Linked DNA regions of Homo sapiens: region 1 is linked to region 2. The links are chromatin contacts, found by Hi-C or POLR2A ChIA-PET in ENCODE. All regions are on one chromosome and are shown on one strand. Each heading gives the region's core, a stretch centred on a gene start or an enhancer-like site at or near the end of the contact. The rest is flanking DNA. Distances are from core to core; before and after follow the strand shown.

Region 1 (6,644 bases), core at 404-2,903, 810 kb after region 2:
GCCAGCACACTTGTCTCGGTGACACCGCGGGAGGCTGTCACTACCCAGCTTCACTGGCTGTTGGGAAGCATATCTGTAACGCTAGAGACAAATGTGCTTTTCAAGCCCTCAGTGCATGATCTGTCAGAAGGAAAAGAACCCAGGCTAGCATCAGAATCACCTGCTCTTCTTGAATGTTGCGTGAACACACCTCATGGTGTTTAAAACACATGGCGGGTGGCTGGAGGCAGTGGCTCACGCCTGTAATCCCAGCACTTTGGGAGGCAAAGGCGGGTAGATCACGAGGTCAGGAGTTCAAGACCAGCCTGGCCAACATGGTGAAACGCTGTCTCTACTAAAAATACAAAAATTAGCCAGGCATGGTGGCATGTACCTGTAATCCCAGCTACTCGGGAAGCTGAGGCAGGAGAATTGCTTGAACCCGGGAGGTGGAAGTTGCAGTGAGCCAAGATCATGCCACTGCACTCCAGCCTGGGCAACAGGGCAACACTCCGTCTCAAACAAACAAAAAAACATGGTGGGGCAGTGCAGTCTGCCCTTTCCATTTGACCACAGGGGAAAGTGGAATATTTGCCAAGGGTGTGGAAAGGTGAGGAGTGAGGCCAGGAGTGGGTGTCTTAGCCTCGGGTTCCTCCAGCTGCAAGGGGCGGGCACGATTACCCCCACGAGGCCAGCGTCTCGCGATCTGGTTACACAGGGCGTTTCTGCTCTGCCTTATGTTTTTCAGATACAAAGGGGACACCTGAGAAGACCGGAAAATAACAGAAAGGGGCCCGGGATGAAGACATTCTGGGAAGGAAATACCAAACAAGAGTTCCATAGAGGATTCTTCAGAAACCATGTGAGCTGCAAGTGTCCCAGATTCCAGGGATGGGGGCGTGCTCAGACCAGCCACGCGGCTGTGGCTGTGACCGTGTGCCCATTCACACCACCCCCTCGGGCCTCTTCCTCCTAACAGGAGCTCTCAAAATCGGCGCTGGTGTGGAGATGAGCCCTGCCTTGGGGACCACTGACCCGGTAGATCACCTTGACCTACAAGATTCCAGATCTTTGCAAAATGAGTTGTTGAAATGTTTCATATGGTTGTAGGGCCTCTGGTAGAAGGTGCTTCAGAAGTCATTTTATAGGGGGTTGGCTGGACTTTGTCACCGTTCCTGAGCTCCTGGTCATCCCCAGAGAGCCTGGGTTTGGGGTAGGATTCTCCTACGTCCTGCGCATTTTGTGACCACCATCTTTGCTTGCTCTCTCTAGACCACGTCCCAAAGATCATTAACATGGATTCCAGGAAATGAAAACGTAAGTCACATTTGTTCTTCTTTTTAATGGCCCAAATGCATGCAAAGAACATTTCAGAAAGTACTTAACGTTGCCACCCTAGATAAAAAGTTTTTCAGTCAGCCCAACCTCCTCCTTCTGCTTCTCCTCCTTCTCCTTTAAAAAGGACATCATTTTTTAATCTGCCAGGAACAGAATGCTACAAAACAAAGATTATCCTCTGAGCCAAGCTGCTGTCTCTCTGAGAATGTCCAGGCAGTTTACAAATTGCATGTTTTTTCTCTAAGTCATTTAAGTTCAGAGGAGAAAGCAGCTTTGTTCCTGTGGTTGTGAAGTTTACCACCCTGAAATAGACCTTCGTTTGTACATACAAATACACGTGCACCCCAGGACTGCTGGCATGCTCCATTCTATCCACGTGCCCGGTCACATGGAGACTTTCAGGGACTGACCCCAGCAAGACGCATGGTTCAAGAACATGCACAGCAGCCCGAACGCAGACAATACCCATGTAAACAATGTCTGGAGGACCTTGCAAGTTGGCAGAACCCCGACAAGGGCCATGTGGTGAGGAGGCTGGCGCTTCAGGGACTCTGAGGAGACGCTGGCTCTGGCATTCTGCTGGAGGGGGCACCCCGCCAGTTTCTTAGTGGGAGAATTGATTGTACAAGGCCCTGTTGGCTCAGATCAACACATTTCTAACTGCTGCTCCAAGGGAGAGACCCCACAGTTGCAACATCTCCCTTCTGCTATGTGGGCTTTGCAGTTTCTGCCAGAGAAATGATTGATTGGCCTCTGAGTTCATTGCTGCTGAGAAAATTTTGTCTATGGGACCAGGAGCAACAGAAAGCCAGAAAGGACATAGTCCTGCTCTGCCCTGAGGTGACTGGCTTTCAAGGAATTCTGTGTTTAGGGTTAGAGGCAAGGACTCCCCTCTGCAGGCCGAGTGCATGCTCGGTGGGACGGGAGTGCTGCTTCTCCTTGGCTCAGCCACAAGCCCTTCCACGCCCTTCAGGTTATCACAGGGTGACCTCAAGCTTGGCTGCTGGGCAGGGAATGGGCCTTGTGCACAGACAATGCCTTAACTCTGGGGAAAGGAGGAGGATCCCAACAGCAGCACCTGGGCTGGGAAGCCTGGAGGAAAAGGGAAAAAGGAAAGGGGGTGGGAGGTGTGTGCAGTGAAAGCTCAAACGCCTTGGGTGACAGAATTGGCTGTTGTCAGAGTCACGTCCCCACATCAAGAACACGGATGCTGGGTCCAAGGGGGTGCCTCTGTCCACGGCCAAGCCAATGCTGAGGTCCGAAGTTATCCTGAGAATGTTGGAGGGCCCTGGAGGGAGAGACAGAGGGACAGAGCCTCCATCGGCAGCAGATACCATGCAGGCCTGGCTGAGTGGGAAGCCCCCAGCTGTCAGACCTGAGGATCCCATGAAGGGAGGTTCCCATCGGAGTCCTCAGCTGTGACTAGAGATGAGGAGGGAGCTGCTAATCCCCAGCCATGACAGCAATGACAGTGGGCAGGTGTCTGCCTCCACCCTCGCCGCCCACTGGAGCAGAAGGAAGCGAGGGAAGGACATCAGCTACAACGGGGAAACCCGCAAAACCAGTGACAGGAAATGGGGGCAGCTGGGCTCAGCACACGGGCCTTCCTAAGCAGAGCTCTGACCAGCTTCATCTTGGAATTTCTGTTCCTTATCACACCCAAGGGAAGATTCTTCCCGCCTCAACCTCCTCATTTATTTTATGGGCAGCAGTCCCAGAGGGCAAGGTCTCTAAATGCCTTTAGAATCCCAAGTGATGGCCGAAGGATAAACACCAAGTGTAGTTATTTATACGTATCAGCTCCTGGGCCTTTGCCAAGTTACTCAAATCAGTCTGAATAAAATGCCTAAATACAATAGAAACCAATAGCAACCAAAGCGTTCACCTATGGCCTTTTGCTTTCTCTTTCTTTGTTTAAACATAAGAGAGGCCAGATGCAGTGGCTCATGTCTATAATCTCAGAACTTTGGAAGGCCCAGGCAGGAGGATAGCTTGAGGCCAGGAATTTGAGACCAGCCTAGGCAACACAGTGAGACCCTGTCTCTAAAAAAAAATACAAAACTTAGCTAAGCATGGTAGTGCACACCTGTGGTCCCAACTACTTGGGAGGCCGAGGCAAGAGGACCTCTTGAGCCGGGAGTTGGAGGCTGCAGTGAGCTGTGATCGTACTACTGCACTCCAGCATGGGCAGCAGAGCATGGGCCTGACTAAAAACAAGAAAAAAATGAAATAAAAATGAGTGTTGGCCGGGCATCGTGGCTCATGCCTGTAATCCCAGCACTTTGGGAGGCCAAGGCAGGTGGATCACCTGAGGTTAGAAGTTCAAGACCAGCCTGGTCAACATGGTGAAACCCCGTCTCTACTAAATATACAAAAATTAGCCATGCGAGACCGGGTGCGGTGGCTCACGCCTGTAATCCCAGCACTTTGGGAGGCCAAGGTGGGAAGATCATGAGGTCAGGAGATCGAGACCATCCTGGCTAACACAGTGAAACCCCGTCTCTACTAAAAAATACAAAAAATTAGCCAAGTGTGGTGGTGGGCGCCTGTAGGCCCAGCTACTCGGGAGGCTAAGGCAGGAGAATGGCGTGAACCCAGGAGGCGGAGCTTGCAGTGAGCCAAGATTGCGCCACTGCACTCCAGCCTGGGAGACAGAGCAAGACTCCATCTCAAAAAAAAAGAAAAAAAAAATTAGCCGTGCGTGGTGGTGGGCGCCTGTAATCCCAGCTACTCAGGAGGCTGAGGCAGGAGAATCGCTTGAACCTGGGAGGCAGAGGTTGCAGTGAGCTGAGATTGCCCCATTGCACTGCAGCCTGGGCAACAAGAGCGAAACTTCGTTCCAAAAATAAATAAATAAATAAGCGAGTGTTACCACAGGCAGAAACTCAGGGATCCCATAATGGCCCTGCTTGCTACCTCCGCTTGCTCTTTATTTTGGGGGGCAGATGCAGCCAGCTGGAAGGCTCAGCCCTCTCCATACTTCAGAACTGCTGGGTTTATTGCACCTGGGCTTCAACCCTGGCCTGTTCCTCCAGGAAGAGAAGCTAGTGGCAAAACAAGAGGCGGGGCTGCCGGGCCTCCGGGAGAAGCTGAGCCTCATCCACCTCCTTCTTCCCCTGCCTGCTGGATATTCATGGAGGAACGGCCTGGCCCATGCATCGGGCTTGTGGAAAGCACGCTGGTCCTCGCACCAACAGTGGCAGATGCACCCAGAGGACAAACGCACACCCCAATGTCCTTGCAAATACTGTGAGGGGCCTATGACTAACTGAGCAGGGCAGACAAACTCCACCCTTCCAACTTCCGCCCCCGAGTGGGATGTGGGCTTTGGTCCTGACACTTTTCCATGCAGGAGCATTGGATTTCCTTTTGAATTACTGTCAAGGGTGGAGGAAAAAAGTTCAGCTCCTGCAATCAGCTGTTATCAGCTTCCGTCATAATGACATGTGACTGTGGTGGCAGGGGACTGACCCTGGGATGCACAGCTAGCTTGGTGATGGATGAGCAGGTCATCTGGACCACATGCACTCCCAAGGCAGGCTCCCCGGGAAGAGGGTTCTTGCACATAAACCTGGATAGGTCCAACAGGACAGCTGCTGGGACGCAGACGCCAAGCCCACCCAAGCTCGCTCTGCAGTCTGAAACAAACTGCTTAATTTGTGCTATTGCCTACTTTGTTCAGAGGGAAGAAAGATATTTTCCCCCTTTCACAGAAAGGTAAGGAGAAGTGAATCTATTTCAAGAGTTGATTTTTTAAAAAATGGCATTTACTTTCCTCTCTTCTAATGATAAAAATGATATACGTTCACTGTAGAAAGTTAGGAATATAAAGGTGGTATAACGAGGAAAATGAAAACCTAGCTGTCAGCTCCCACAGCATGAACTTTCTCCCACCCAAGTACTAACCAGGCCGGGCCCTGCTCAGCCTCTGAGATGAGAGAACATCCAGCATGTTCAGGGTGGCATGGCCACAGACCACAGCAGCAACTTTGTGTATGGAATTGGACTGACAGCTTTTTATTTATTATTATTTTTTGAGACAGGGTCTCACTCTGTTGCCCAGGCTGGAGTGCACTGGCATGATCACGGCTCACTGCAGCCTCAACCTCCCTAGGCTCAAGCAATTGTCCCTTCTCAGCCTGCTGAGTAGCTGGGACCACAGGTGTGCTATCACCCATGGCTCATTTTTTTTTTGCATTTTTTTGGGTTGAGACGGGGTTTCTCCATGTTGGCCAGGCTGCTCTAGAACTCCTGAGCTCAAGCGATCCTCCCAAAGTGCTGGGATTATAGGCATGAGCCACCATGCCCCGGCTGACTGCTTCTTAAGAGATCCCCTTGTCACCCGCCTCCATGGCCATGTTTCTGGCTGAATATGGTAAGGTTATTATTGAATGACTGACTAGTGTTTTCCCACTCTTATGTCTGGCCTTGAAGTCCTTGGCACAAGGAGGAAATGAAAGATGACCCAGGGCTAAATGGTGACCTCCAGGAAGTGGGCCTCGCCACTGCCCGGCAGAGGTCCCAGGACTGAGACCGAGTCACACAGCGGGCATTCCCTCCAGAAAGCCCAAAGCCGATTCCCAAGACTGCAGATCTGAGGCACTGGCAACACCCTCTCTACTGAGCCTCATTAGCATATCTGAGGGAGGAGGGTCTGAAACCCTCACTCCAGGGAAGCTGGGCAGCCACCTGGCCCCATTTGGCAGGCCTGCTCTGATCCCAGGTCACCGCTCCATGGGCCATCTCATCTGTCAAACACTTCCTGCACGCCATCCACTCTAGGACAGAAAACCTGCTGTCGGCACAAACTCCAAGGCTGAAGCAGCCCAGGAAGACGCCTTCCTTTCTCCGCTGTTCACCTCAGTTCCTGCCCAGACATTCTTTGGCTCTCTCCTTTCTCCAGCTCTTTCTTCTTTTCACCATCTATCTATTTATTAAATACCTTTCCAACATGGTGATGTGAACCCTTACTAATGTTCTTACACTCAGACCCAATAACCTCACACTGCAGCTATGAACACATTTTAGACCTCCAGACAAATACTCCCCAATATTCCCCGCCGTATTATTTATAATAAAGGAAGGTTGGAAAAAACTTTTATGTTCAAAAAATGAGAAAATGGTTAAATATGTTAGGGCATCAATGTAATAAAGTATTAGTTCATTATTAACATTTTATCATCTAATTGGAATGTTTGGACATTGTTCAGATTCTGATTTGAAGAATCTTTTTTTTTTTTTTTTTTTGAGATGGAGTCTCGCTCTGTCCCCTAGGCTGGAGTGCAGTGGCACGATCTCAGCTCACTGCAAGCTCCGCCTCCCGGATT
Region 2 (6,617 bases), core at 213-2,712:
AGCGCGAGATACCCGCCTGGCAGTGCACCAGCACCCGGCCTCCGCTGTTCTTCACCCAGTCTGCAAGGGAGATGGGGGAGTGGTGTCAGACGGAATGTGCACAGCCCAGGAGACAGGTGCCCCCAGTCCTCTCCTCTGGAGCCCCTCGGGATTTCTGGGCAGAGGTGCCCCCTTACCAATGAAGCCTATGGCCTCCTGGAACCAGGCACTGATCTCCACCATCTGGTTGTCCTCCACAGGGATACTCTTGTAGCGGAAAAGGCCCTCAAAGTGGTTGGGGCAGCTGGCGGACACGTTGAGGACGGCTGTGATGCCACAGGCCTGCAGCCCCTGCAGGTCTGACGAGTGACTGCAGCTGCCCAGGAACAGGTAGGGCAAGATCTCCACAGGGCCACCCTGGAGGGAACAGAGGGGCGGTGAGGCCTTTCCAGCCCAGCCCCGGAGAGCTGGAGCAGCAGCGGGTGGAGACCCCATGGGCTGGCCGAGACAAGAGGACTCCTCAGCCAGTCCTCCTGACCTGAGACAGGTCTCAGGAATGTGCGGAGGACACACCGGGACATACATTTCCCTTCATGCTCCCAACATACACATGCAAACATACACAGACCCATACAGGCACGCGCGAGCAGCCATGCCCCACCCCCTCCCCCAACACACACACGTATAAAAGTGTGTGTATATGGGCAAACTGCTCGCATCCCCAAATGGCAGGCTCTTTCCCTAGAGGCGCCCAGTCCGCGGCGGGGAGAGAGGGAGGTTCGGGGGAGGGGGGTCAATACTCACCTGGTCGTAGACAGGAGCCCTGGAGTCGGAGCGGCTGGTTTTGTCCCCTGTTGGCGGCAGCGCAGGGGCGGGGGCCTCAGAGCACAGATCGGGACAGCAGCCCTGGAAGCCGTCGAAGCCTCCTGCAAGGAGGGGAAGAGCACGATCAGCAGGGAAAGCCGGGCTGGAGTCGGGTGGGGCGGGCCAAGGGCGGCCGGCTTGCTCACCTCGCAGGAAGTACACGGCAGTGGGCCCCGCGCGGGTCTCGTGCAGCAGCGCGGCCAGCAGCACATGAGCCGGGCTGTCGGGCCGGAGCTCCGCCACCGAGGCACTGCCCTCGTCCAGCACCACGGCCCGCGCCAGCTCCCCGCGGACCAGGCGCGTCCGCAGCGCGCGGTCGGGCAGCAGGCAGGCGAGAACGGCGGCAGGAGGGCCGCGCGCGCGGCGCCGCAGCAGCGCGTTCCAAGGCACTGGCCGCGCGGCGCGCACGTGGCGCCGGCAGAAGGCCAGGAAGGGGCGGCAGTCCAGCAGCAGCGTGCGTTCCGCCTCCCGCGGATCCCGCAGCAGCGTGCCCAGCGCCGCGCACTCCAGCTCGCGCGCCGCCTCCAGCCCCATGGCCACCGGTGCCTCTTCCTCTTCCTTTCGGTCTTTCCCGCGTCCCGGGCTCTCGTGGCGGTGGCGCTGCCCGAGCGGTCGACTCCGGGCGCCCTCCGCGGCGGCCCGGGTTAAGTACCCGTGGGCCGGCCTCCGGGGCACCATACAAGGGCAGAGCAGGAAGGCGCTGGCGCCCGCGCCCGCCCCCGCCCCTCACGTGGGGCGCAGTCTGGGCTGACCTGGAGACTTCGGGGCGGGGGGGAGGTTGAGGGGGAAGGCAGGGCGCGGGGACCAACACACCGGGAGGAGGCGGGGACCAGCGACTAAGGGAAGGGAAGGTGTTACCCGGAGTCGGAGGGACTAGCACCCCTCCGTTTTTGCGCCCACCCTTTGACCTGTCCCAAGCCACTCAGTCCTGGGGAACCCAGCTTCTCAGATGCAGGTCCCCCTTTAGGGCCAACGATGACCCTTGGAGTACCCCACCCCCTAACCCCACGCTTCCTCTGCCTTTTCCCTTTCCCTCCCAGAATTTTCCTCTTAGAAATTTGTCACCACAAACATTGACAAATGCCTGCTGCCACGGGTGATTTCTACACTGGATGATGGGGGGGGTCCCTGCTGAGATGTCCTATTTCTCATCTATTTGGAGACCTTGAGCCAGAGGGACTTTCTCTCTCCTCCCCCTCCCCACCCCCCATTGCCTGGATAAGACCAGTACTCAGGGTCTTGCAGTAGGTTGGTGGCCAAGCTAGGCCAGAACACAGTCCCCGGGGCCCAGGCCCCTGGGCTTGGGCCGAAGGGAAATGAGGGGGGGTCCCAGGGCCTTTCATGGGGAAAGCAGGGGTCTGTGACTGGTTTCCAGTTATGTGTAGGGCAAAGCTTCTTCCTCCTGGGTGCAGGGAAAGCCCCCAGGCCCCAGAGAGAAGTACTTCCCCCTGCCACAAGCCCGCCCTGGAGGGAAGTCCGCTGACGCTCCCGGCCCTCCCCAGGCCTGCGGGGATTTCAAGACCTTGGCAAGGGGAAGAGGGAGAAGCAGAACAGAACTGGCCTCCCCCATCCTAGGCCTCCCTGTCCAGCCCCGCCGGGCAGCAAAGTCCAGGGCTAGCACTGCACCCGGAGGACTGGGGGCCTGGGTATCCCCTCCATTCCGCCCTCCCCCAGCCCTGCTGCCGGATGTGGTGAGGCCCAGGTGTGCGTGGGGTGTCTGAGCCACAAGAATTGTTGGCAGTGAACTCCCAAACTCAAGCAGAGAAGTTGAGGTGGGTGGAGACAGCGTCACTGCGCTGGAGCTGCCCTCGCCCTGCCCCCAGCTGCGTGGGATTTCAGAACCCACCCTCCAAGCCCCCAGTCTCCTGAGGCCCTCCTCCGTGCCCTCTGAAAGACCCTTCCGGCTCCCCCACAGACCCCTGTGTCCAGACCGTCTTGAAGAGTGACAGCTGGGACCTGTGGAGAGCCCGCAGCCCTTCTGGACTTGTCTGCCCTGAGTTCCTCACAGCAGTGTGCTGTATGCCTGGTTGTGTGCAGGGCAGCATCGTACCTGTGCAGTTCCACTATGTGTGAGAAGGAGCTGGAGCTTGTGTGTGCTGGGGTCAGAGCCGATGCAGAGGAGAAAAGCCCCAAGGACTCCAAAGGTCCCTGGGGCCACGTCACCCTCTCAGTGTCTCCATCTGTAAGGGGAGCACATCATGGTGCAGCGGCTCTTCCACACTGGCTCCAACGCTCTAAGGCTACTCCACTGTCTGGGCAACTTGGCTGAGGCCCCGCTGTCCCTGGCAGGCCAGTCTGGAGGCTGAGGCAGCAAAGCCCACAACAGAGCCAGGGAGTCTGGGCCACAGATCCCAAAGGCTGATATGAGCCCTTATCTTTGGCATCGGCCTCCAAATGACTTAATGCTTATTCCAGGGGCAAATTACAGAGCGTGCAGAAGGACAATCAGGTCCAGTCTTGCTGCTGGGCCAGGAGCCAAAGCCTTCCAGCTCTGTGGGAGGACCCCAGCCAGGTGGGATCCCTGATTCAGGAGTGAATTCAGCTCAGCCGTGTAAGGGGCTCCAGACCCAACTCCCATGCTGGGCTGGGCCTCTTCCCCTCCTTCTGGAGAATCTGGTATACCTTGCCGGGGAGTTCTGCATGTGGGGAGAGCATTGCTGAAGGTTTGCTCTCATAGCACAGTCCCTGGGGCCTGGCACTCTTGGCCATGACCAGTGGTCTCTTTTTCTTTTTCTTTTTAAGTGACAGGATCTTGTTATGTTGCCCACACTGGCCTCAAACTCCTGAGCTCAAGTGATCCTCCTGCCTCAGCCAACAGAGTAGCTGGGACTATAGGCACGTGCCACCACCCAGCTCAGGACTGGTGATGACTGCCTAAAGTGGCTGCACATATGTCACCCCCTTGAGGCCATTTGTCTTGGGGCTGTCCCCTTTTCAGCTCTGGAACGTGGACTTACGGAGGCCCAGCTTAGCCATGAAGGAGGGCCTTCCCTTTGCCTTCTTTCCCTACTCCCAAACTGGGGAAAGCCCCACCCCCGATTACTGGGTGAAAGCCCAGGGCTGGGGTAAGAAGAGGGGGAGAGACTTACCAGCCCATGTCCCTCTCCTGCTTTTGCTCTGACAAAAGCCCCCCAAGCCTTGGATGCTGCCTGTGGTGATAATGGTGCAGGACGCCTGCTCCTCTCCGCCACCCACTCAGAGTCTCCCCAACCACCGTTCGCCAGAGCCCAGCCTTGGGAGCCACAGCAGAGAGGAGGCAGGGCATTGGGTGTAGGGGTGAGGACACAATGAGGAGGGGTCTCTGCTAGACTGGATGCCCCACAGCCTGAAGGCTCTGGAAGCAGGACCCAGTCCTCGCCACTGGCTGGGAAGGGGCTGACCCAGGTTGGGGGTCCCTGCTCAGAGCTCTCTCTGTTTTTGTTTGTTTTTCTTGGCCTGGCTCTTACAGAGCAGACAATATCAAGTAAGTTTGGGCTCAGCACTGTTTTTAAAATTGAAAACCTGTGAGACTCACCGGGAACAAATGATGATTCTGCATGTTATTCTTTTTATAACCATCTATTTTGACGGCTGTTTAAGCGTCACTGGCTCCTGCCTTTGGGATTCCAGGTCTTTCCTGGCCCTGGCAGCACATCCATCAGCCCCCTGCACAGCAGGTCTCCCTCCCACAGCTGCCTCGCTGCTGCTGCAGAGCCTTCCTTCCTCCTTCCAGCCCCCACCTCCAAGCAGATGCCTCACAGGGGGCGGGAGGTGAGTGGCTTGGCTACAGTGCTTGCGCCAGAATAGGGATGGAGGTGAGAGTGACGGGCCACCCCAAGCTCCGCCTGAGTGGTGAGTCAGGGATGACGTCGGGTTTCCTGTGCCAGGCCTCTGACGAACACACCGATGCGGCGGCCACCCCCACAGGCTCCTGCCAGGCGCCAGGCTCCAGGGACAGCCCCTCTGTGAGGAAGGCGTGTCTGGCACAGAGCAGGGTGGGGGCGGGGGTTCACCTGGGGCACCCAGCCCTTAGCAAGGCCTCCTCCTGGCCAAGGTGAAGCGGGAAGCCTGCAGCCGAAAGGGCTGGTGTCTGTTCCCACACTCTGTCATGCGTCTTGTCACGTGTGTGTGTGTGTGTGTGTGTGAGCAGGACCAGGACCACCCAGGAGCAGGGCTGCTGGGGAAGACACTCTGAGGCCTCCTCAGGGGACCCGTCGCTCAGACTAAATGCATAGGGGCCCGCGATACGCCCCAACCCTGGCCCTGCCTCTCACCCGGGTGCCACCCTGAGCTTCAGGTCCCCTGGCGTGCACCCCCAAGCAGGACATTCGGATGCTCAGACACCTTGAGGCTGCATCCAGACCAGCACTGAGGAGTCCCCAGCCATGCGCGGAGGACGTTCTGCCTTTTTCAAGTCAATCAGTCCTTCTGAGTACATCAAGAAGAAAGTCTCCACGTGGGGCTGGCGTGGCTGTAACTTCTAATACCTGCCTTTCCTCATTTTAACCAAGAGGCTTTGCGCCCCTTTCTGCATTTATCACTTACTCAACCCTGCATTCAGAAATACATTTCAAGAACCTATTATGTACCAAGTACTATTCTACGTGCTGGGGATATAGCAGTAAATCCCAAACCACTGCCCTCAAGGCGCTGACCTCATTGCTTCAACAATATATATTTTTGTGATTATGTTGTGTTCATGGTAAATGATACTAATTATCCACCTAGAGTAATCATATCTTTTCCTTTTAAAGTAAATTTTAGGTTTGTAAAAACTGAGTTGACTTAAGGAAAACTGTTGGGAACAGATGGTACCCAAACATCTTAAAAAGTGAGGTGCATGGCCGGGCGCGGTGGCTCACGCCTGAAATCCCTGCACTTTGGGAGGCCAAGGCGGGTGGATCACCTGAGGTCAGGAGTTCAAGACCAGCCTGGCCAACATGATGAAACCCCGTCTCTACTAAAAATACAAAAAATTAGTCAGGCGTGGTGGCAGGTGCCCATAATCCCAGCTACTCAGGACGCTGAGGCAGGAGAATCACTTGAACCCGGGAGGTGGAGATTGTGGTGAGCCGAGATCACGCCACTGCACTCCAGCCTGGGCAACAGAGCAAAACTCCGTCTCAAAAAAGAGAAAAAGAAAAACGTGCAGTGCAGGCAGGAGATGCCAGAATTAGGCTGTGTTGTCCAGGAAAGGATCCTATGGCCCCTTCCAGCTTTGGGAGGTACGGTGCTATGGAATCTGGTTCCCCCTTCTGCCATGGTTTCCCATAAAGAGAGGAGGCCACAGCCTGAGGAAGGGACTCTGGGAGAGCTCATTGCCAAGGCCCCACTTGCCTGTGGGCCTATCCACCAAAGCAACTGTGTTTGTCTGTGTTCCCAGATGGGCCTGGGCCTGGGCCTGGGCCTGGGGGTGGAAGGGACCTCCTCTCTGAGCTTTTCCCTGGGCACCCACCCCTGGCACACCTGTGGCCCCCAACCGATGGGGGTCCCAGTAGTGAAACCAATTCCCACCCTGCTAGCCAGAGGCACTGTGGCTTAGGCCCAGGTATCTAAGGAGGGAAGAGGAGGTTGCTAAGGAATAGCTGTGGCCGGTGGTAAGAGTTGGGCAAGAAATGAAGGAGTCTCAAAAATATGACCACACTGCGGGCACAGGGCGAGTGACAAGAGGCCTCCTGGGGCTCCCCTGTGACCAGAGCTGGGTGCACTGTTGGGGGGGGGGTGACAAAGGGACCTCCTTCCCACCTCACCAGCACTGCTGACACCTTAACTACCATCGAAGACCAGGCCATGCT

Evidence for each region. A loop is a pair of places that touch in the nucleus more often than their neighbours do. ChIA-PET counts read pairs that join two places held with the same protein, here RNA polymerase II (POLR2A). Pooled maps may share reads with other maps.
Region 1: a pooled map shows a loop between it and region 2 (4-fold over the local background). The contact joins the enhancer-like site here to the promoter of DUSP2 in region 2. A Hi-C loop is called at or near these places in 1 of 168 maps with a recorded cell type or tissue (naive thymus-derived CD4-positive, alpha-beta T cell) and 7 of 50 pooled maps. POLR2A ChIA-PET finds 5 or more read pairs at or near these places in 2 of 52 experiments (CD4-positive, alpha-beta memory T cell and activated CD4-positive, alpha-beta T cell).

What each region holds. Positions count from the first base shown.
Region 1 is chr2:96,951,523-96,958,166 of GRCh38, forward strand. All of the region lies in intron 6 of FAM178B (family with sequence similarity 178 member B), which reads right to left. It also overlaps the pseudogene RNA5SP101. Among named protein-coding and RNA genes, the nearest start is that of FAM178B, 32 kb to the right of the region's middle. Within about 2 kb of position 1,654, at least 12 of the 41 ENCODE cell types and tissues checked have a DNase peak (open chromatin) inside an H3K27ac peak, as active enhancers do.
Region 2 is chr2:96,143,978-96,150,594 of GRCh38, forward strand. DUSP2 (dual specificity phosphatase 2) reads right to left here and starts at 1,463. Exons shown (of 4, transcript NM_004418.4): 1 at 990-1,463; 2 at 784-905; 3 at 177-396; 4 at 1-60. The coding sequence starts at 1,377. RefSeq lists enhancers at 393-442, 845-1,346, 2,143-3,022, 3,433-3,602, 3,585-4,474 and 4 more and a silencer at 1,073-1,832.